Linked DNA regions of Homo sapiens: region 1 is linked to region 2. The links are chromatin loops, found by intact Hi-C in ENCODE. Cell type or tissue: PC-9. All regions are shown on one strand. Links, peaks and the distances in the headings refer to the core of each region. The heading gives the core; the rest is flanking DNA.

Evidence for each region. A loop is a pair of places that touch in the nucleus more often than their neighbours do. Peaks named below come from ENCODE experiments on the same cell type or tissue, not always from the same donor. Only the 100,000 strongest peaks of a DNase experiment are listed, where the experiment ranks them.
Region 1: a loop joins it to region 2, with 5 times the contacts of the local background. A loop is called at or near these places in 6 of 110 quality-filtered maps.

Annotation. Positions count from the first base shown.
Region 1 is chr15:51,868,565-51,880,706 of GRCh38, forward strand. TMOD3 (tropomodulin 3) reads left to right here. Exons shown (of 10, transcript NM_014547.5): 3 at 653-809. Among named protein-coding and RNA genes, the nearest start is that of TMOD3, 45 kb to the left of the region's middle. In PC-9, for the core only: no CTCF peak of the experiment used is centred there; DNase peaks (open chromatin) are centred at 6,237 and 6,917; H3K4me3 peaks cover 982 bases; H3K27ac peaks cover 6,357 bases.
Region 2 is chr15:51,782,922-51,795,063 of GRCh38, forward strand. All of the region lies in intron 7 of TMOD2 (tropomodulin 2), which reads left to right. Among named protein-coding and RNA genes, the nearest start is that of TMOD2, 37 kb to the left of the region's middle. RefSeq lists enhancers at 4,349-4,849, 11,800-11,969. In PC-9, for the core only: a CTCF peak has its summit at 4,591; a DNase peak (open chromatin) is centred at 4,390.

The DNA.
Region 1 (12,142 bases), core at 2,327-10,326, 86 kb after region 2:
AAGTAAGAAGATGTGGTATGTGGTTAATAAAACTTTTTTATTAGTATCCCAGAACACTTAAAAACTAAAGATTGTTTTCTGCTAGTAGAATCCTCTCTGAAGAAAATGTTCTATTAGAAAACGTATGCTGGGCGCGGTGGCTCACACCTGTAATCCCAACACTTTGGGCAGCCGAGGAGGGCAGATCATCTGAAGTCAGGAATTCTAGACTAGTCTGGCCAACATGGCAAAACCCCATCTCTACCCAAAACGCAAAAATTAGCTGGGCGTGGTGGCAGGCGCCTGTAATCCCAGCTACTTGGGAGTCTGAGGCATGATAATCACTTGAACCCAGGAGGCAGAGGTTGCAGTGAGCTGAGATCATGCCACTGCACTCCAGCTTTGGGGATAGAAGGAGACTGTCTCCAAAAAGAAAAGAAACTGTACTAATGTATGTGCCTATTTTAATAATAATGTAAGTGAATTCTACCTAATAAAAAAGAAGTTTAATGTTTGGAGCAATTGTACATTGCTGTCCTAAAATCCTGCAATGAAGTGTTTAGTGCCTGTATCACATTCCAGTCTGTAATTCTTTTTTATATGGGTAATCTTCGGAAGCATATAGCATTAGCATTCTTATTGGTCATATTGGCTGATTCATTCTCTCTGGCAGAATGCCCTTCTGCCTGCAGGGTTCCGGCAGAAGAACCAGACATCAAAGTCCACCACAGGGCCATTTGATAGAGAGCATCTCCTTTCATATCTGGAGAAAGAAGCATTGGAGCATAAAGACAGGGAAGACTATGTGCCCTACACTGGAGAAAAAAAAGGTAAGCCCCAGAATTTTAAAGTCATTATGTGGTAACACTTGATTTTTCTTTTTATAGGTGGGTGTGGAGAAAATCATATTTTTAGAGGTACATCATTGGTAGCCTTAAATATATGATACTGTTGACTTAGACATTTATTGGTTTAGATACTTTATTTACATTTTTCATCAACTTGGTCAATAAGTTTCTTCTTAATGATGTTAGTGAGGTTTTATTACACAATGATTTTGAATAACATTCTTTAATTCTCTACTATAACAGATCTAAAAGTATATTGAAGGAAACTTAAAATTCAGTGGTAGATTACAGAGTACAAATGATGTTAAGGCATCTATTCTAACTGCATTCTTTAAAGTGGAATGCCATAAAACAATTCATGCCATATTTTCAAAGACCCTTTTAAAAAGCTATTCTATACCCATCATTATTAATTCATGGTTATGATTGCTAATGCTTCATAATCAGTAGTTTTAGGAAATTTTTCTAGTCCAAGTCTCCCCCATTTAAGTGTTTGAGCTTATGTATTCTCAGTGGAGCCTGAGTACGGCTGTGGTTGTTTTTTTGTTTGTTTGTTTGTTTGTTTGAGATGGAGTCTTGCTCTGTTGCCCAGGCCGGAGTGCAATGGTGCACCCTCGCCTCACTGCAACCTCCGCCTCCCGGGTTTAAGCGATTCTCCTGTCTCAGCCTCCTTAGTAGCTGGGATTACAGGTGCACACCAGCACGTCTGGCTAATTTTTGTATTTTTAGTAGAGATGGGGTTTCACAGTGTTGGCCAGGCTGGTCTCGAACTCCTGACCTCAAGTGATCCACCCACCTAGGCCTCCTAAAGTGCTGGGATTACAGGCATGAGCCACTGCACCCAGCCACAGCTGTGTTTTTAAAAGTTCTATATATAATAATACTTAAATGAAACAGGATAAGTTTTTCAGCTTTCCAAACAGGTCAGAATACAGGTTGGCCTAAAAAGCCAAATTCTACGTTCACTCTTACTTGGAATACTGTGTATAGAATACTGGGGAATGGTGGCAGCAGTAGCAGAGCTGAAGATCAGCTCTTGCAGGCACCATTTTTATGTCTGAATTCATATTAGTCCAGGCAGGAAGAATGGGACTTGGGCTTTTTATTTGAGAAAGAGGCCCTTCTCAATCATTTTGGCCAGAACTGTGTCACATGGCTACCCCTTAGCTGCAAGGGAAGCAAGAAAGTTCATTTTAGCACTCCAGCTTCTATAGTAGAGGAAGGCTTGTGAATGGCTATTGAGTAGGTAAGCCGTAAGCTCTGCACCTGACTTTTCTAAAATTATCCATCACCCCAGCCCCTGTGCTTTTTCTTTAGAGTCCTCTTCCTCTTCATCTCTTGTTAAGGATCACTATCTTTGTTATTTAAGTTAGTCAGGGTTCTCCAGAGAGACAGAACCAACAGGATGTGAGGGGAGAGAAAAGTTTATTTTAAGGAGGCTTTTTAAATTCAAAATCTAGCAGCCTGGAGACCCAGGGAAGATTTACTATTCTTGTCCAAAGGCAGTCTAGTGGCAGAATTTCTTCCTACTTTGGGGAGATAAATCTTTGTTCTTTTAAGGCCTTCAACTGATTAAATGAGGCCCACCCACATTATGGAGGTTAATTGGCTTTACTTAGAGTCTGCTGATTTAAATTTTAATCTCATCCAAAAAAAAAGCAAAAAACAAAAAACCTTCATGAAAACGTTTAGAACAATGTTTGAGAAAATAGCTGGGCACCACAGCCCAGCCAAATTGACACATAAAACTAACCATCACGCTACTGTTACAGGTGGGAATGTCATGTCCCTCAGGTGTTTGGGGCCAGAAAAAGAGTTCAAAACCAATGCAGAGTTTTGAAGTGTGGAGAATCATAAAGACAGGCAGAGGCATCTCTTCCTTTTTATTTGTCAAAGAAAACTACTGGTTATATTTTCTCTGTGCAGCCATACGTATGTCAGTGTTTATGGCTTTAATCCTGCTTAAATAGAAGAACATAATTTTATGAGAAAAAATACTGGTTGATCACCTTCTGTTATTCTGCGTGTTTCAGGTGGACCCTGGGGGTATAATTTGGAAAGGAATGGAGGTAGAAACAAAGCGAGAGATGTGAGAAAAAGAGATGTCAGAAAAAAACTATGGAATTTGAGGATAAGAAGGAGAAAAAATAAGAGACCTGAAAGAAAGCTGCATTTGTCCCAGGCTAACCCCGGAAGCTTCCTAATATGCCCTTGTTTCATAATCTCCAGTTACCTAGGAAAATATCTTGGAGGATTAGAGGAAATAGGAAAGAAAGCAGAGAAGAATTACGGAAAATAAGAAAATACAAGAGGGGGAAAAGGATAGAGGTGAGGAATATGGGTGACATAGGAAAAAGTGCTGTATCCTCAACTATGGTAGAATATCTTTGTCCTCCTATGTATCTTTTAAAATTTTTACTTCTTACTTTAGGTTTTAGATGGGTAAGAATAAATGGAAGTAGTTGAACAAGTAATTTTACATTCACAATCAGTGGTTTCTCTTTATAATACATTCGGTATTTTTACTGCCTCTTTTAGCTACATATGTCTATTAAATATTGTTTATGGGCAGCTCTGATGCAGTGATTAAGATGATAGCTTTTTTTTAATAATGAACTTTTTGTTACTCAAAGAAAATGCACAGGTCATCTGTATGTAGCTCAGTGAATTATAAAATAAACACACCATGTAATTACCATTCAGGTAACGATAACATCAGCAGCCGGACGCGGTAGCTCAACGCCTGTAATCCCAGCATTTTGGGAGGCCGAGGCAGGCGGATCTCTTGAGGTCAGGAGCTCGAGACCAGCCTGGCCAACATGGTGAAACCCCGTCTCTACTAAAAATACAAAATAGCTGGGCATGGTGGCATGCACCTGTAATCCTAGCTACTCAGGAGGCTGAGGTAGGGGAATCCCTTGAACTCAGGAGGCGGAGATTGCAGTGAGCCGAGGTTGCTCTACTGTACTCCAGCCTGGGCGACAGAGTCGAGACCCTGTCTCAAAAAAAAAAAGGTAACATCAGCACCCACTGAAGGCCCTATCATGCTCCTTCCCAGTCACTTTTCCCTTTCTTGTGAAAGGTAATTACCAACATAGTGTCTAATACAATAGTTAGTTCTGTCTGTTTTGAACTTTATATCGATGGAAACATACATTCCGGGCATCTGGCATGCCTATGTCATATATTTTTTGTGAGGACCAAATTTGTTTTTTTTTTTTTTGGTTTGGTTTTTAGAGATGAGGACTCACTCTCTTGTTGCCCAGGCTGGAATGCAGTGGCACTGCAACCTGGGACTCCTGGGCTCAAACGATTCTTCCACCTTAGCCTCTAGAGTAGCTAGGACTACAGGCACATGCCCCCACACCCACCTGAGGACCAGATTTATTAATGGGTACACTGAAATCACTGTAAAGGATCATATGGGAGATGATTACCGAACAAGAGATTTTCATTCTCTGTCATGGAGGAGCGGTCCAGAACAACCATGGGATGAATTTGTGAGTTTCATTAATCTATCTGATGGAAGCACATACTATCAGATGTGGTAGAATCAAGCCTTATAAGCCATGTCACAGTACCATGGACCTGAAGGAGGGCAAATTCCTCTTCAACAATCAAGCAACTTTGGCTGTAAAGCTCTGCTTTGAAATATAGCAAAAAGCCACCTCTAATGTTCTGAAATCCACCCTAGACTCTCATCTTTAAAGCAGTTAGCCTTAGTTATCCTTAGTCACGAATATGCCTTCCTCTCTCTTCATCTCATCTCCAGGATCCTGATCACGTTCCAGAAGGTCCTCAGAGTAATTCATCTATGTCTTATTAGAATACTTCCCATCAACCTAAATGTTAATCTCTGTAGCTCCAAAAATCCAGAAGCTTGTTTTTTAAAGATAGCTCTCCTATGACTCTGCCCTGAACACCTGGGTTGAGTCTCAGATTTTTTACTTAATAGCTTATTTTAGTGGAGATAGACTTTCAGATTGAGGATGCTTTCCCAGGCAATAGAGGTTTTCCTGGCTCTTCATAAAAGTTTGCAAACCTACCTCTATTGAGAAACAAAGGCATTTTACTTTTTTGGTACATTTAGATTAGTTAGAATCCATAAGATGTTCTCTTGGTCTCTAAATGATTTTTTCATTCAAAGATGACTGGCCTCAGGGTGCAGTACCTAATGGCAATATTAGCCTTCTGACCAGGGAATGTTGTAGCAGTGTCATTCAGTTCCTTGAACTCTTTCCAAATTATATGCCAAAATCACATAGTGAGCTCTCATCGTAAATTAATTATTTTAAAGGATCTATCAGATGACTGCTTAATTTTTTTTTTTTTTGGAGATGGAATCTCACTCTGTTACCCAGGCCGGAGTGCAGTGGCCTGCCACCACACCTGGCTAATTTTTGTATTTTTAGTAGAGACGGGGTTTCACCATGTTGGTCAGGCTGGTCTCGAACTCCTGACCTCAGGTGATCTGTCTGCCTTGGCCTCCCAAAGTGCTGGGATTACAGGTGGAGCCACTGCACCTGGCCGACTGCTTAATTTTTTCAAAAGCAAAAACTTGGGAACCACTAAAAGGATTACTTACCTAGTCATTAGACTATTTTCTTATATTCTGAGACTGACAATTAATTATACTTCTTATTTTTTCACTTAAAGGCAGACTCTGTTTCTGGAGCCAGAATTACACATAACTGGCCAGGACAGGAGGGAATCCTCATAAAACCAAAAATTTCACATTTAGTTTTTCCTTTTGACCAATATAAAAGTAAATATTCATGCCAAATTTTATTTTCTAGATTGCTAAAAAATGTTTTTTAGAAACCTGATAGACTGAGGACACTTAAGAGTTATTATATGTAAATCCATTAATAATTTCACCTCATGATTTGTGAAATGATTATATGTTTTACAGAATTGAAAGCATATGTCAATATATGAAAAGAAGAAAGTAATCCTAATTAAGTGAAGCTCAAGGCCTTATGTCTTACATGCATTTAGGGGAGTATTTTGTCCTATACTGGTGAATATTTTACTTTTTACCTCTTCCTCCTTAAAATTTTGCAGAATGTATAACTGAGACATAGGCCAGCACAGGAGTGAAAGAGAGTATTCATCCAGCTTGTTCTCGTTTGGAGAATGGTGAAAATTCTCAGTGCTGATTATTAGTTCCCATCATATTTTTACATAGCATGCATATTCTGTCTCAAAGATAGATAAGGCATAGAACCTTGTCATGAATTTATCACTTGAAGAAATACTGTGTCCCAGTCTTCAGTATTTTTTACTACCTGTCATTTTGTTTTGTTTTGCTGGGGACTCCTCCTCTCTATTGCTGGTATCATGCTCCGCCCTTACCTAGACTAAGAATTTTTTTTCCCTGTGTTATTTCACGGATGGACCAGAGCCATGGCTGCACCTTATATCCTATACAGAGATGTGCATTCTGATTCTGTTTGAGCTGCTGACTCACCCGGTATGGGCTCCTCCCTGCCTTGCACCGCACTCCTTTTCTTCCTGCTGGGCCTTGGGGTACAGCCATTTATGCTTTTTGGTTGTTTTCTCTTTTCCTATCCTGAGAATGGAATGCCCTTTTGTTCTTTCCCAAGAATTCCACATGCCCCTCCCTGCTTTTTTAAAGGTAAATTTAACCCAGTTGCCTTAAACTAAGGACTTCCCATATGCTGTCCAAGTTATTTATTCACAGTTATGTTAGCTTTCCAGAAAACCTCCTCTTTCTCACCTTTCTGAGTATGTGATTTCTTTGGAGGAAAGACAGACCTGATCCCTTAGTAAACCAGAAAGATCATGATTATAAACCTGCCTACATCAAGAGGATTACATAACCACCACTGGGCAATTGGTTTCCGCTAAGTCCAAAGGTAAAAACTGGCTCTTATTTTTGTAATCATATTGTATGAACCCTAAATGTCCCTTGTAGACCTCTGAAAAGTGGTCTTCCCAGGCACTGAAGCTGATATTTGAAATGGGCTATTTACATTAGTCATGCAGATGCTGGCATCTCCTTTTCAGACCGGTCATGCAATATCATTTGAATGATTCACTGTTAACTCCCTTGGGGTGAGGAGTTAGCCAGATGGACGGCTTGTTACTCATGTTAACCGGTTTCATGGGGAACATTTCCTGGATAACTACACCCACTCTGGATAGTTCCTTTCCTCCAGCATTTCTCCATATGATTTACATACCGTAAAGTACTGCCTTTTTTTTTTTTTTTTTTTCCTGAGACAGAGTCTTGCTCTGTCGCCCAGGCTGGAGTGCAGTGGCGCGATCTCGGTTCACTGCAAGTTCCACCTCCTGGGTTCATGCCATTCACCTGCCTCAGCCTCCCAAGTAACTGGGACTACAGGCAGCCGCCACCATGCCCAGCTAATTTTTTTTTGTATTTTTAGTAGAGACAGGGTTTCACTGTGTTAGCCAGGATGTTCGCCATCTCCTGACCTCGTGATCCACCCACCTTGGCCTCCCAAAGTGCTGGGATTACAGGTGTGAGCCACCGTGCCCGGCCTAAAGTACTGCTTTTAGTTGTTTCAGAATCTTGTACTCTGAGGCTTTGTTGCTACTTGTTTTTAGGATTGTTATGTCCCCTTGATGAATTGTCCCTTTTGTTATAATGAAATGACCTTTATCTCTGGTAATATTCTTTGCTATAAAACCTACTTTGCCTGATGTTAATAGAGCCTATCTTTCTTTATTTTGATTAGATGTCATGGTATATCTTTTCTATTTGTCCTGTCTGTTCTTTGATGTTGTTGTTGTTGTTGTTGTTGTTTGTAAGAGACAGGGTCTTGCTCTGTTGTCCAGACTGGAGAGCGGTGGCATGATCACAGCTCACTGCAGCCTCAAACTCTTGGGCTCAGGTGATTCTTCTGCCTCACCCTCCTAAGTAGTTGAGACTACAGGCATGTGCTACCACACCTGGCTAATTTTTAAAATTCTTTTTAGAGGCGGGTCTTGCTATGTTGTTCTCAAATGCTTGGCCTCAAGCAATCCTTCCACCCACCTCAGCCCCCTGAGTACCTGGGATTACAGGTGTGAGACAGTGCACCCAGCGCTTTTTTTTTTTTTTTGAGATGGAGTCTCGCTCTGTTTCCCAGGCTGGAGTGCAGTGGTGTGATCTCGGCTCACTGCAGGCTCCACCCCCTGGGTTCATGCCATTCTCCTGCCTCAGCCTCCCGAGTAGCTGGGACTACAGGCACCTGCCACCTCGCCCGGCTAATTTTTTGTATTTTTAGTAGAGACGGGGTTTCACCGTGTTAGCCAGGATGGTCTCAATCTCCTGACCTCGTGATCCACCTGCCTCAGCCTCCCAAAGTGCTGGGATTACAGGCATGAGCCACCGCACCCGGCCCCAGCGCTTTTTTTAAAAAAAAAAATCTTCCGTCCAGGCATGATGGCTCACACCTGTAATTGCGGCACTGCGGGAGGATCACTTGAGGTCAGGAGTTGCAGACCAGCTTGGGCAACACAGTGAGACCGTGCCTCTACTAAAAATGAAAAAAAGTTAGCTGGATGCGGTGGTGTGTGCCTGTAGTTCCAGTTACTCCGGAGGCTGAGGTGGGAGGATGGCTTGAGCCTACGAGTTCATTGCTGCAGTGATCCATGCTCATGCCACTGCACTCCACCCTTGGCATCAGAGCGAGACTCTGTCTCAAAAAAAATAAAGAAAAAGTCTTCTATGCCTCTACTTCACTTTTTGAACATATGTAATATAATTATAGTAATTTTTAATGTCCTTACTTGCCAATTTTATCATCTATCATTGTTAAGTCAATTTTGATAGACCGATTTTTTTTCTTCTTCTGGATCAAATTTTCCTGTTTCTTTGCATGTTTGTAATTGTTTATTGGGTATCAAACATATTAACTTTCCAGTGCTGGATGTATTGATATACCTATAAATATTCTTGAGTTTCATTCTGGGGTGCAGTTAAGTTACTTGGAAACAGTTTGATTCTTTGGAGTCTTGCTTTTAAGATTTGTTAGGTGGGCCAGGCACGGTGGCTCACGCCTGTAATCCCAACATTTTGGGAGGCCGAGGCAGGTGGATCACGAGGTCAGCAGTTCGATACCAGCCTGACCAACATGGTGAAACCCCATCTCTACTAAAAATACAAAAAAATTAGCTGGGTGTGGTGGCGGGCGCCTGTAATCCCAGCTACTAGGGAGGCTGAGACAGGAGAATCTCTTGAAACCGGAAGACGGAGGTTGCAGTGAGCCGAGATTGCACCACTGCACTCTAGCCTGGGCAACGAGAGCAAAACTCTGTCTTAAAAAAAAAAAAAAAAGATGTGTTAGGTGGGACTAGAGCAGTGTTCAGTCTAGGGCTAATTATTTCCCCAATACTGAGGCAAGACCCTTCTGAGTTCCCTACCCAATTGTGAGCCTTGTGAATTGTGAGCTTTTCCAGTCTGGCTGGTGGGAACAGGTTCTATTCCCAGCTCTGCATGAACATGGGCATTATTACCTCTAAGCTTTCAGAAGTTTTTTTTTTTCCCTTGGCTCAAGGTAGTTCCTCACATACATGTACCAGTCGGTGCTATGCTGAACACTCAGTGTGACCCTCTGCACAACTCCTGGGCTCCCTCTCTGTGCAGTTCCCTCCTTTCTGGTTCCCTATCCTTCAAACACTGGCTGCCTTGGTTTTTCTGGACCTCAGCTGTGTCTGCAGCTCAGCATTCACCAGGCTCTGCCTGAATTTCTGCTCCCTGATCTGCAGCCTGGAACCTTTCTCCAGACAATAAGCTAGGTAATCACAGGGCTCACCTCTGTTTTTCCCATATCATAGGGATCACTGTCCTTTGTTGCCTGATGGCCAGTGTCTTGAAAACTGTTGTTTCTGGCCAGGTATGGTAACTCATGCCTGTAATCCAAGCCCTTTGGGAGGCTGAGGCAGGAGGATTGCTTGAGGCCAAAGAGTTCAAGACCAACCTGGCCAACATAACAAGAACCATCTCTTTAAAATATATGTGTGTGTGTGTGTGTGTGTGTGTGTGTGTAAAACTTGTTTCATATATTTTGTCCATTTTAATTGTTTCAGGCATGTGGGTAAATTCTGTCCTTATTACCCCATCTTGACATAGGAACCTCCAGAATAGGATTCAGTTGCTGTTCTATTTCCCTGTTAAAGTATTAACTCCCAAAAGTGAAGGATCTCTTGTTTTGTTTTCCTTATGGTGTCTTTCTAGTTCATTGTCTAGTATATACAAACTCACTAAACATTTGTTAACTAAGCATTTATTGGTGACCATGTTGCAGCATCAAGCAGGTGTTGTGTGTATCATTGGATCAAAACAAAAATGTCTTTCTAGGCTGTGTCCCCTCATTCTTTAGTTTGATTGGTTTGAGGTTTTTGTGCTGCTTGTCAAACAACATATCACAAAGCCTCTTGGAGATTATAGTGGAGTAGTGTCCTTCAATCTTTTCTGGAACAAGGCAGTTTATAAACAAACAGTAAAGTTAGCTAGGGCCTTTCAACTCTGTAGGAATGAAGTAACCAAGAGCCACCTCTGTTTCTTGTTATTATATTTTTTATATACTCAGCAAGGGTGGGAGCTATGACTAAGATAATTCTTAACATTTGTTGCAGCTGTAACTTGGTATCAGAGCAAAAGAGATAAGGACTAGTAAAGAAAGGTCCTGGCAATGGAATTGTTAACATGGATCACAGTATTTCTTACTGATTTTGTGACAATAACAAGGATCTTGGCACAGGATATTTCTTTTTTCTTGGAACACACATGAGTTTGGATAAGTGCCATACATTTAAATTACTGTTATATGAATTCTTATCTCAATGTCTTCCATTTCCTTAGCTGCTGTTTTGTAGTTGCAGAAACATTGCTAAACTGTTTCAACGCTCTTAGCAACCAAGGTTCAGCCTTATTTTTGTTTGTTTTGTGTAACTTGGGGGTGGGGGATGTATCATTTCATACTTATCTGAGAGTTTTTTTTTTCTGATCTCATCATTGTTTATTTTTATAGTTTCCTACTAGGTAAAGAATTATAATTTCAGTTTTTAAAAATTTGAGTTTTGGATTTTGCTATCTTAAATAAGGAAATTACAGTCATTTAGATAGAATGCTATCTACTGAAAGGTAAAAATGTTTTCTTAGACATTATGTTATTTTAAAAAATGGAAGTAGTAAAAGTCATAAATCTGGATTTTTTTATTTTTGACCATATTTCAAGCAGAAGAAAAAATTAGATCAACTCAGGATAACTCATCTTCATCTTTTAGGGACTGATATTATACAGATTAGTGGTTACCAACCTAAATGAGTAAGAATTAGAATCACCTTTGGAGCTTTTTCAAAAATACTCATGACTAACCAGTCTTCATTTTCTGAGTTTAAGGAACACTGACAGAGATACTTGGGACTATGTGGTCTTTAGTCTTCCTAGGTTGCTAGTTTGTTTTGGCAATCTCTTTCTCTCTCTCTGTCTTTCACACACACACACACACACACACACACACACACGAAGAAGAAATTCTAGGAGCAACAAGAATAAGGAATTAATGTGTGTCTATTATGTTTCTCATCCTGCAAGACATTGAGAGCACAAACCAAACTAACCATTATAAGGGAGATCTATTGAATTTATCAACATCTCATAGTCACTAAGATTTTAAAATCTAATTGATATTGATATAAGACTAATTTAAATTAATACATGTTTAGAAAGGTATTTTATGTCATATGAAATTATTCCAGCAGTTTGCTAGTTAGATGTTTCTCGGGAAACAGCTGATTTTGATTAAGAAGTACAAATATACTGTATCTGGCTCAATTTGTCTCAGAAAATTATCTTTTTTTAATCTTCACATTTCAGGGAACCAAATATAAATTTACTGAAGACCAAAAAACCCATACTAATAAGTCAGCTCCTTAGTGGTTTTTGTAAACATCTTTATTAGTAAAGGTGATATAATTCCCATATCATAAAATTTATCAATTTAAGGCATATAATTCAATATTCATTACTACATTGATAGAATTATGCAACCATCACCACAGTCTTAAGTTTAGAACATTTTTGGAACCCCAGAAAGAAACCCTGTGCACGTTAGCAGTAAGCCTTCATCCCCATTCCATTCCCTAGCCCTTGACAACCACTAAGCAACTTTCTTTCTGGATTTGCCTAGTCTGGATATTTCTTATAAACAGAATCATACAATATGTATTTATGGCTGACTTCTTTCACTTAGCATAAGGTTTTGGAGTTTCATCTTGTTACAGTGTGTGTCAATACTTCATTCTTTTTTATGGCTGAATAATATTTTATTGTGGATACCAC
Region 2 (12,142 bases), core at 1,583-9,582:
GGAAAACTTACCTTCTACACAGTTAGTGAGCAAAATTATAGTTACAATGCAATAGTTAAACTTCAGAACTGAACTGTCAGATGCTTTAAGTTATCTGGAATTTTGTCAGCATTACAGTTTTCAGAGAAAGAAACAAGATAAGTTTGGCATTTAACTAACTGAATATTTAGAGTTTGCTCTGTGCTTAGGATACATTTTCTAAAACTTTCACATCTACAGTCATTGGATATCATGACCCTAAAGCCCTTCAGGAATTAGGCATCTATAGAAATATTGAAGTAGCTGGGCGCGGTAGCTCATGCCTGTAATCCCAGCACTTTGAGAGGCTGAGGTGGGTGGATCATGAGGTCGGGAGTTCGAGACCAGCCTGGCCAATATGGTGAAACCCCATCTCTACTAAAAATACAAGAACTAGCTGGGCATGGTGGCACGCGCCTGTAGTCCCAGCTACTTAGGAGACTGAGGCAGAAGAATCACTTGAACCCGGGAGGCGGAGGTTGCAGTGAGCCGAGATCATGCCACTGCACTGTAGCCTGGGCGACAGGGAGACTCTGTCTCAAAAAAAAAAAAGAAAAATTAAAGTATATTTTAATCTTTGAAATGGATTAATATGTGTCTAAAATATCTTAGACAACAAAATCAGGAAACATTCTGTGTTTGACACCAGAATGTGAAAAAAATAGCCAGCCAGGTGTGGTAACGTACACCTCTGGTCCCAGCGACTTAGGAGGCTGAGGTGAGACAATTGCATGAGCCCAGGAGTTCTAGGCTGCAGTGAGCTATGATTGCACCTCTGCACTCCAGTCTGGGCAATAGAACGAGATGATAGATAGATAGATAGATAGATAGATAGATAGATAGATAGATAGATAAAAGAAAAATAGCCAACTAAAAGTTCTATTCTTCCTATGCATTTTAGATAATTTAGCCAAATAAGGAAGCCCCTTGTCCCAGGTAAATACTTATACCATCACTATCATGATTTTTATTCTTCCTATCAATAGCCAATTAGTAACTCCTCCTATTTATAGCTACTTTATTGAGGAATTAGTAAATGCCAGCACTGATCTTCGTGCTTTCCATGCAGCATCTCATCCATTTGTCACTGTAATACTATGAGGTATATACTATTATTAGTTCCAACTTTAACAAATGAGAAAACAGCTTCAGAGAGGTTAAGTAAGCTATCCAAGGTAATACAACCAGTAAATGGCAAAGCCAGAATTCACTACCAAGTCTTTCTGGTTCTACAGCCAGGAAGCTTAACCATCAAGCTATGCTAGATTTACACACAATGCCTGGCTGTCATACATTTGCTAAAATATGTCACTTATCAAAAGCCTGGGCATCAGCCTGTTGTTCTATGGCATTTAATGCTCAGCCCTTGAATCGAGTTAGAAAAACGCAAGTTGTCTGGACTTGATGGTTTGATTTAAAGTAACATGTCTTTTGGAAGATCTAAAATAGCATTTAAAACAGATGACATGAAAGTAATGACTACCTATCATGGTCCTGGCACAGAATAGATGTTTGACAAGTACTTGTTAAATAAATGAATGATCATAACCTCCAACCTCTAGCAATAGAGAATATTTCTATGGTGATCACAGCAAACTTGAAATAAGCACTCATGTAAAAGAGGAACCAGGCTACAAAAATCAATGTTTTTACCAGCAGTTATTACATTTCTAAATTCGTAGCTTGAAAGCAGTTTTGAATTTGAAACCTATCATTAAAATAGAAAGATGGCAGAACTAGATAATTGGTAAGGTGAAATGAGCAGTTTAAGGATTCTTATCTCTGTATGATTTTGTACTATTTCTGCCTTTTAGTAGATTTTTTTCAGTAAAGCAAAAATATTCACAATATACTTTGTATGTAAATGAATAAAGGGATAAAGAAATGATTTGTCACTTCTGTTTCATATATTATTTCGAGTAAAATTGCAGGGCTGGGGTTAGTTCACAATCAACTCTCAACACTACTGGTAAATAATCTAACTCCTATTCTAGACCAAATAAATAACTTACTAAGTGGATTAAATAAATTCCAAATATAATAATCACTTTGATGCTGTTTTTAATGCAACAACTATGTGTTGAATGCTTGTCATGTGAAAAGCACTACACTAGGAGCTGGATTTTTTGGGTAACACTTTTCAGGCAAATTTGACCTTTTGTAACTTGCTTTTTAAAGAATACTTTATTTGGGCCGGGCGCGGTGGCTCACGCCTGTAATCCCAGCACTTTGGGAGGCCGAGGCGGGTGGATCATGAGGTCAGGAGATCGAGACCATCCTGGCTAACAAGGTGAAACCCCGTCTCTACTAAAAATACAAAAAATTAGCCGGGCGCGGTGGCGGGCGCCTGTAGTCCCAGCTACTCGGGAGACTGAGGCAGGAGAATGGCGTGAACCCAGGAGGTGGAGCTTGCAGTGAGCAGAGATGGCGCCACTGCACTCCAGCCTGGGCAACAGAGTGAGACTCTGTCTCAAAAAAAAAAAAAAAAAAAAAAGATGAATGGATGAAGAAAATGTGGTATATATATGCACACTGAAATATTATTCAGCCATAAAAAAGAATGAAATCCTGTCATTTTCAGCACCATGGATGGGACTGGAGGTCATTGTGTTAAGTGAAACAAGCCAAGCAAAAAAAAATAAATATAGCATGTTCTCACTTACATGTAGGAGCTAAAAAAAAAGTGGTTCTCATGGAGGTAAAGAGTAGAATGGTGGTTACTAAAGCCTGGGAAGGGAAGGGAGTAGGGACAAAGAGAAGTTGGTTAAGAGGTACAAAAATACAGTTAGTTAGAAGGAATAAGTTCTTGTATTCAATAATTTATTATAAATTTCAAAATAGCTAGAAGAGAAGAATTGTAATGTTCCCAACACAAAGATAAGCCTTTGAGGTGATGGCTATTCCAATTACTCCAATTTGATCACTGCAAACACATTGTATAAAGGTATCAAAATATTACATACACCCCCAAAAATATGTACAACTATTATTTATCACTAAAACATTTTAAATTTAACATTTAATTTAAACATTTTTAATTTATTTGGTATAGTCATAGTATAGTCTATAAAAAATAGAGGGACCACAGGAAGATATACGTATATATACATATATATATTCATTTATATGGATAGAGTTTTCAAAATATGATTTTGCTACTGTTTTCTGAAGAGCATCACTCCTAATAGAAATTTTTCCCTTGTCCTTCATTCCAATTCTAAGATGTGGTACACCACCCTCCTCCCCTCCTCACTCCCCGAATCCCCCCTTCTCAAGGGTAAGCTGAGAAGAGAGAGGCAGAACCAAGGGAAAGAAGTGATGATTTTAGGAAAGGTTTTCTTCGTTGTCACTGTGCCTGGGTGATGTTTTATTGGGAGTCCTGGCAGAAAGTCTCCATTTTTAGCATTCAAACATGAGATGAAAAGGCGTTTCTTGGTGGATGACATTTGTGGACCTCAAACCTTATTCTGCTTTCATGTTATAAATTATTATTCTGATATATTTTTAGAATCAGTGAAGCCCTGTGCAATTGGCATCCGTTTAGACATGTCCCCATTTAAGGCTGTTTGGCATTCAATCAGAAAACATATTTTGGGGTTTGTGGTGAACACAAGCCATTTTACAGATGAGGCAACTGAGACTCAAAGAAGTTGAATGCTGAACTAAGATTACACCGCATGTGGCCAAGCCAGGATGCAAATGTAAGTCACCTGTGATTGAGTTTAGTTTACTGTGCCCCAAGCACTTTCATATAACCACATCTATAGCAACTGAGCATTCAAATGGAATTTGTCCCCACTGAATGCCAATGAGAGGGCCCAAATATATTTAAAATGCTACTGTTATTTACAATGATGCCACATAAAAATCAAGAGTTTAGGACAGCACTGTTTATTGGAAATAAAACGTGAGAGGTCACTTCCAAGATGGCCAAATAGGAACAGCTCTAGTCTACAGCTCCCAGTGAGATCGACGCAGAAGATGGGTGTTTCTGCATTTCCAACTGAGGTATCTGGTTCATCTCACTGGGACTGGTTGGACAGTGGGTGCAGCCCATGGAGGGTGAGCTGAAGCAGGGCGGGGCATCACCTCACCCGGGAAGGGGTTGGGGTTGGGGGATTTCCCTTTCCTAGCCAAGAGAAGCCATGAGTGACTGTATCTGGAGGAGCAGTAAACTCCTGCCCAAATACCGCGCTTTTTCCACAGTCTTCACAACCAGCGGACCAGGAGATTCCCTCCTGTGCCTGGCTTGGCAGGTCCCACGCCCACAGAGCCTTCCTTGCTCACTGCTAGCACAGCAGTCTGAGATCCACCTGGGATGCTAGAGCTTGGCGGGGGGAGGGGCATCTGCCATTGCTGAGGCTTGAGTTGGCATTTCTATGCTCACAGTGTAAACAAAGCGGCATGGAAGCTCGAACTGGGCGGGGCCCACCACAGCTCAGGAAGGCCTACTGCCTCTCTAGATTCCACCTCTGGGGGCAGGGCATATCTGAACAAAAGGCAGCAGACAGCTTCTCCAGACTTAAATGTCCCTGCCTGACAGCTCTGAAGAGAGCAGTGCTTCTCCCAGCATGGCGTTCGAGCTCCGATAACGGACAGACTGCCTCTGCAAGTGGGTCCCTGACCCCCGTGTAGCCTGACTGGGAGACACCTCCCAGTAGGGGCCGACAGACACCTCATACAGGTGGGTGTCCCTCTGGGACAAAGCTTCCAGAGGAGGGATCAGACAGCAATATTTGCTCTTCTGCAGCCTCTGCTGGTGATACCCAGGAAAACAGGGTCTGGAGTGGACCTCCAGCAAACTCCAGCAGACGTGCAGCTGAGAGGCCTGTCTGTTAGAAGGAAAACTAACAGAACGGAATAGCATCAACATCAACAGTAAGCACATCCACACCAAAACCCCATCCATAGGTCACCAACATCAAAGACCAAAGGTAGCTAAAACCACAAAGACGGGGAGAAACCAGAGCAGAAAGGCGGAAAATTCCCAAAACCAGAACGCCTCTTCTCCAAAGGAACACAACTGCTCACCAGCAAGGGAACAAAACTGGACAGAGAATGAGTTTGACGAGTTGACAGAAGTAAGCTTCAGAAGGTCGGTAATAACAAACTTCTCTGAGCAAAAGGAGCATGTTCTAATCCATTGCAAGGAAGCTAAAAAGGTTAGACGAATGGCTAAATAGAATAACCAGTGTAGAGAAGAGCTTAAATAACCTGATGGAGCTGAAAACCACAGTACAAGAACTTTGTAACTGAAAACCACAGTACAAGAACTTCGTAAAGCATACACAAGCTTCAATAGCCGATTTGATCAAGTGGAAGAAAGGATATCAGTGATTGAAGTTCAAATTAATGGAGTACAGTCAGAGGACAAGATTAGAGAAAGAAAAGTGAAAAGAAACGAACAAAGCCTCCAAGAAATATGGGAGTATGTGAAAAGACCAAATCTACGTTTGATTGGTGTACCTGAAAGTGACAGGAAGAATGGAACCAAGTTAGAAAATACTCTTCAGGATATTATCCAAGAGAACTTCTGTAACCTAGCAAGGCAGGCCAATTTTCAAATTCAGGAAATACAGAGAACACCACAAAGATACTCCTCGAGAAGAGCAACCCCAAGACACATAATTGTCAGATTCACCAAGGTTGAAATGAAGGAAAAAATGTTAAGGGCAGCCAGAGAGAAAGGTTGGGTTAAGCACAAAGGGAAGTCCATCAGACTAACAGCGGATCTCTCAAGCCAGAAGAGTGGGGGCCAATATTCAACATTCTTAAAGAAAAGAATTTTCAACCCAGAATTTCATATCCAGCCAAACTAAGCTTCATAAGTGGAGGAGAAATAAAATCCTTTACAGACAAGCAAATGCTAAGATATTTTGTCACCACCAGACCTGCCTTACAAGAGCTCCTGAAGGAAGCACTAAACATGGATAGGAACAACCAGTACCAGCCACTGCAAAAACATGCCAAATTGTAAAGACCGTCAACGCTATGAAGAAACTACATCAATTAATGGCAGCAAAATAACCAGCTAGCATCATAATGACAGGATCAAATTCACATATAACAATATTAGCCTTAAATGTAAATGGGCTAAATGCCCCAGTTAAAAGACACAGACTGGCAAATTGGATAAAGAGTCAAGACCCATCAGTGTGCTGTACCCAGGAGACCCATCTCATGTACAAAGACACACATAGGCTCAAAATAAAGGGATGGAGGAAGATCTACCAAGCAAATGGAAAGTAAAAAAAAGCAGGGGTTGCAATCCTGGTCTCTGATAAAACAGACTTTAAACTAACAAAGATCAAAAGAGACAAAGAAGGGCATTACATAATGGTAAAGGGATCAATTCAACAAGAAGAGCTAACTATGCTAAATATATATGCACCCAATACAGGAGCACCCAGATTCATAAAGCAAGTTCTTAGAGACCTACAAAGAGACTTAGACTCCCACACGATAATAATGGGAGACTTTAACACCCCACTGTCAATATTAGACAGATCAATGAGACAGAAAATTAACAAGGATATCCAGGACTTGAACTCAGCTCTGGACCAAGTGGACCTAATAGACATCTGCAGAACTCTCCACCCGAAATCAACAGAATGTACGTTCTTCTCAGCACCACATCGCACTTACTCTAAAACTGACCACATAATTGGAAGTGAAACACTCCTCAGCAAATGTAAAAGAACAGAAATCACAACAAACTGTCTCTCAGACCACAGTGCAACCAAATTAGAACTCAGGATTAAGAACTCACTCAAAACTGCACAACTACGTGGAAACTGAACAACCTGCTCCTAAATGACTACTGGGTAAATAACGAAATGAAGGCAGAAATAAAGATGTCCTTTGAAACCAATGAGAACAAAGACACAGCGTACCAGAATCTCTGGGACACATTTAAAGCAGTGTTTAGAGGGAAATTTATAGCACTAAATGCTCACAAGAGAAAGCAGGAGAAATCTAAAATCGACACCCTAACATCACAATTAAAAGAACTAGAGAAGCAAGAGCAAACATATTCAAAAGCTAGCAGAAAACAAGAAATAACTAAGATCAGAGAAGAACTGAAGGAGATAGAGACACAAAAAACTCTTCAAAAAATCAATGAATCCAGGAGCTGGTTTTTTGAAAAGATCAACAAAATAGACCACTAGCAAGACTAACAAAGAAGAAAAGAGAGAAGAATCAAATAGATGCAATAAAAAATGATAAAGGGGATATCACCACTGATCCCACAGAAATACAAACTATCATCAGAGAATATTATAAACACCTCTACGCAAATTAACTAGAAAATCTAGACAAAATGGATAAATTCCTGGACACATACACCCTCCCAAGACTAAACCAGGAAGAAGTTGAATCTCTGAATAGACCAATAACAGGTCCTGAAATTGAGGTAATAATTAATAGCCTACCAATCAAAAAGAGTCCAGGACCAGACCGATTTACAGCCGAATTCTACCAGAGGTACAAAAAGGAGCTGGTATCATTCCTTCTGAAACTATTCCAAGCAATAGAAAAAGATGGAATTCTCCCTAACTCATTTTATGAGGCTAGCATCATCCTGATACCAAAACCTGGCAGAGACACAACAAAAAAAGAGGATGTTTAAGCCAGTAATGATGAACATTGATGTGAAAATCCTCAATAAAATACTGGCAAACCGAATCCAGCAGCACATCAAAAAGCTTATCCACTATGATCAAGTCGCCTTCATCCCTGGGATGCAAGGGTGGTTCAACATACGCAAATCAATAAACATAATCCATCACATAAACAAAACCAACTACAAAAACCACATGATTATCTCAATAGATGCAGAAAAGGCTTTCAACAAAATTCAACAGCCTTTCATGCTAAAAACTCTCAATCAACTAGGTATTGACGGAACGTATCTCAACATAATAAGAGCTGTTCATGACAAACCCACAGCCAATATTATACTGAATGGGCAAAAACTGGAAGCATTCCCTTTGAAAACCGGCACAAGACAAGGATGCCCTCTCTCACCACTCCTATTCAACATAGTATTAGAAGTTCTGGCCAGGACAATCAGGCAACAGAAAGCAATAAAGGGTATTCAAATAGGAATAGAGGAAGTCAAATTGTCTCTGTTTGCAGATAACATGATTGTATATTTAGAAAACCCCATAGTCTCAGCCCAAAATCTCCTTAAGCTGATAAGCAACTTCAGCAAAGTCTCAGGATATAAAATCAATGTGCAAAAATCACAAACATTTCTATACACCAAGAACAAACAGAGAGCCAAATCATGAGTGAACTCTCATTCACAATTGCTACAAAGAGAATAAAATACCTAGGAATAGAACTTACAAGGGATGTGAAGGACCTCTTTAAGGAGAGCTACAAAACACTGCTCAAGGAAATAAGAGAGAGAGTACACAAACAAATGAAAAAACATTCCATGCTCATGGATAGGAAGAATCAATATCATGAAAATGGCCACACTGCCCAAAGTAATTTGTAGATTCAACACTATCCCCATCCAGCTACTGCTGACTTTCTTCACAGAATTGGAAAAAACTACTTTAAACTTCATATGGAACCAAAAAAGAGCCTGCATAGCCAAGACAATCCTGGGCAAGAAGAACAAAGCTGGAGGCATCACGCTACCTGACTTCAAACTTTACTATAAGGCTACAGTAACCAAAACAGCATGGTACTGGTACCAAAACAGATACATAGACCAATGGAACAGAACGGATGCCTCAGAAATAACACCACACATCTACAACCATCTGATCTTTGACAAACCTGACACACACAAGCAATGGGGAAAAGATTCCCTATTTAATAAATGCTCTTGGGAAAACTGGCTAGCCATATGCAGAAAACTGAAACTGGACCCTTTCCTTACAGCTTATACAAAAATAAACTCAAGATGGATCAGAGACTTAAATGTAAGACCTAGGACCACAAAAATCCTAGAAGAAAACCTGGGCAATACCATTCAGGACATAGGCATGGGCAAAGACTTCATATCTAAAACACCAAAAGCAATGGCAACGCAACAAAAGCCAAAATTGACAAGTGGGATCTAATTAAACTGAAGAGGTTCTGCACAGCAAAAGAAATTATCATCAGAGTGAACAGGCAACCTACAGAATGGGAGAAAAAAATTTGCAATCTATCCATCTGACAAAGGGCTAATATCCAGAATTGACAAGGAACTTAAACAAATTTACAAGAAAAAAGCAAACAATCCCATCAAAAAATGGGCAAAGGATATGAATAGACACTTCTCAAAAGAAGACATTTATGCAGCCAACAGACATATGAAAAAATGCTCATCATCACTGGTCATCAGAGAAATGCAAATCAAAACCACAATGAGATACCATCTCATGCCGGTTAGAATGGCAATCATTAAAAAGTCAGGAAACAACAGATGCTGGAGAGGTTGTGGAAAAATAGGAATGCTTTTACACTGTTGGTGGGAGTATAAATTAGTTCAACCATTGTGGAAGACAGTGTGGCAATTCCTGAAGGATCTAGAACTAGAAATACCATTTGACCTAGCAATCTTAATAACTGGACATATACCCAAAGGATTATAAATCATTCTACTATAAAGACACATGCACACATATGTTTATCGCGGCACTATTCACAATAGTAAAGACTTGGAACCAAGCCAAATGCCCATCAATGATAGACTGGATAAAGAAAATGTAGCACATATACACCATGGAATACTATGCAGCCATAAAAAAGGATTAGTTCATATCCTTTGCAGGGACATGAATGAAGCTGGAAACTATCATTCTCAGCAAACCATCACAAGATCAGAAAACCAAACACCGCATGTTCTCACTCATAAGTGGGAGTTGAACAATGAGAACACATGGACACAGGGAGGGGAATATCACACACCGGGGCCTGTGGAGGGTGGGGTGCTAGGGGAGGGATAACATTAGGAGAAATACCTAATGTAGGTGACAGGTTGATGGGTGCAGCAAACCACCATGGCACGTGTATACCTATGTAACACAACTGCGCATTCTGCACATGTAACCCAGAACTTAAAGTATAAAAAATAAAAAGAAATAAAACATGAGCCACAAATGGAAGCCCCATGTATAAATTTAAATTATTTAGTAGCCACATTAAAAAAAATACATAGTAGACAAAATTAATTTTAGTAGTAAATAGATGCTCCTTGACTTACAATGGGGTTATGTCCAGATAAAACTACTGTAAATTGAAAATCTTTATCTGAACATAGCCTCATCATAAGTCAAGGAGCATACTGAATAAGTATCACTTTCACATCATGGTAAATTCCAAAAATGGAAAGTGGAACCATCGTAAGTCAGGGACTCTCTGTATTGTATTTAAACCAATATATCCAAAATGTAATTTGAAAATATAATGAGGTATTTTGCATTCTTTTTTTCATACTACATCTTTGAAATCCAGTGTGTTTTATGTTTGCAGCACATTTCAAATCAGACTAACCAGTTTTCAAGGGCTCAGTAGCCACATTTCTCATGGCTACCATTTGGCCAGTGCAGAAATTTGCATTTCCATACAATCCTATAAAGTACAGACAGCAAACCCTTCTCTTTAAAGATGTATTTCTACTCTACTTCAATTACATTTAAAACATCTAGTCTTTGTTTTACTAATGTTATTATTCCCAGCACATGTAATATGCTCAAATATTTGCTGAACTGAAGTGAACCTGGGCCTACAGCCCAGTATTGTGTTTGGCTGGCTCGCCCCTGTTTTGTTCAGCACAAGAAAGTGTTTTCTCAAGTTTAAAAGAAATTGGCAAGATCCTGGCAACTCGCCAGGAGGTCCTGCAACTTTCTGTAAAGGCCTAATTGCTCTGACATTTTGTTATTCTAATAATGATAGTAAATCCCAAAGCTTGTAGAGTCCAAAAGGAAAGTCCTGATGCATCCCTCTCTGATGATCAGATTAAAATGTATAGATTTAATTTTAATCAAGGACCTAGCACAGAATAAATGCACTTTAATTTACATGGTATGCGATAGTGTAAATCCAAATTGTTGAGCTTTCTTTGCAGTGCAAGCAACTGCCTGACCAAGATACAGGATTATTCTTCTAGTCCAGTGGTTCTCAACCTAGGGCAATTTTGCCCTCCAGGGGACAATAGGCAGCATCTGGAGATATTTCTGGTTGTCATGATGGGGAGGAGTGCTATTGACATCTAGTGAGTCTCAGAGGCCAGAGATACTACTAAATATCCTTCAATACACAGGACAGCCTCCCACAACAAAGAATTCTTTGGCCCCAAGTGTCAGTCATGCTGAGGTTAAATAACCCTGTTCTCATCCAATATTGGGACTTCTCGTCTTCCTTCTTCCTGTCTTTTCCACTGTAAAAACAATTAAAATAGTTCAGAACTTTTTTGTTCTACTCCCCAGAAGCAATCACTATTAGCAGTTTGTTTTTCATTCTTCTGGTTGTTGTCTTTATGACTTTAATTAAAGTGGTTACTGGCTCATGCCTGTAATCCCAGCACTTTGGGAGGCCGAGGCAGGAGGATCACTTAAAGCCAGGAGTTCGAGACCAGCCTGGGCAACATAGAGAGACCTGTTTCTACACCAAAAAAGAAAAAAGTGGTTGTCAATCCTAACTGCACATTATTCACCTGGAGAGCTCTTCAGAAATGCAGATGGCCATTCCACAGCCTCAGAGATTCCGATTTAATTCATCTGGGGTAAATTTTTTAAAGCTCCCAGACCATTCTAATGTGTGGTCAATGTAGAAAACCAGTAATATACAGAAATTTATATTTTTCATTTATCATCTTAGAAAATTTTTTATTCTCTATTATAAAAGATGAGGGTAGTTCTATACTTAATTTTCCATTCCTCCTTTCTCTTCCACTTCCAAATTGTAGATATTCCATTATTTTCACACATTTGAGCTTTATACATTTTCTGTAATTATATTCTGTGTTTGTATATAGATTGATTCCAAAAATTAACCTATTAGCAGCATTTACAATTATATGACTTATATAAATATAAATCTCCATTCTCATGGGCCTTACAATGTAGTGACTAGTGCTGACCTGATTTTTGATCCTTTGCAGGTAACTTGTTTTTCCTTG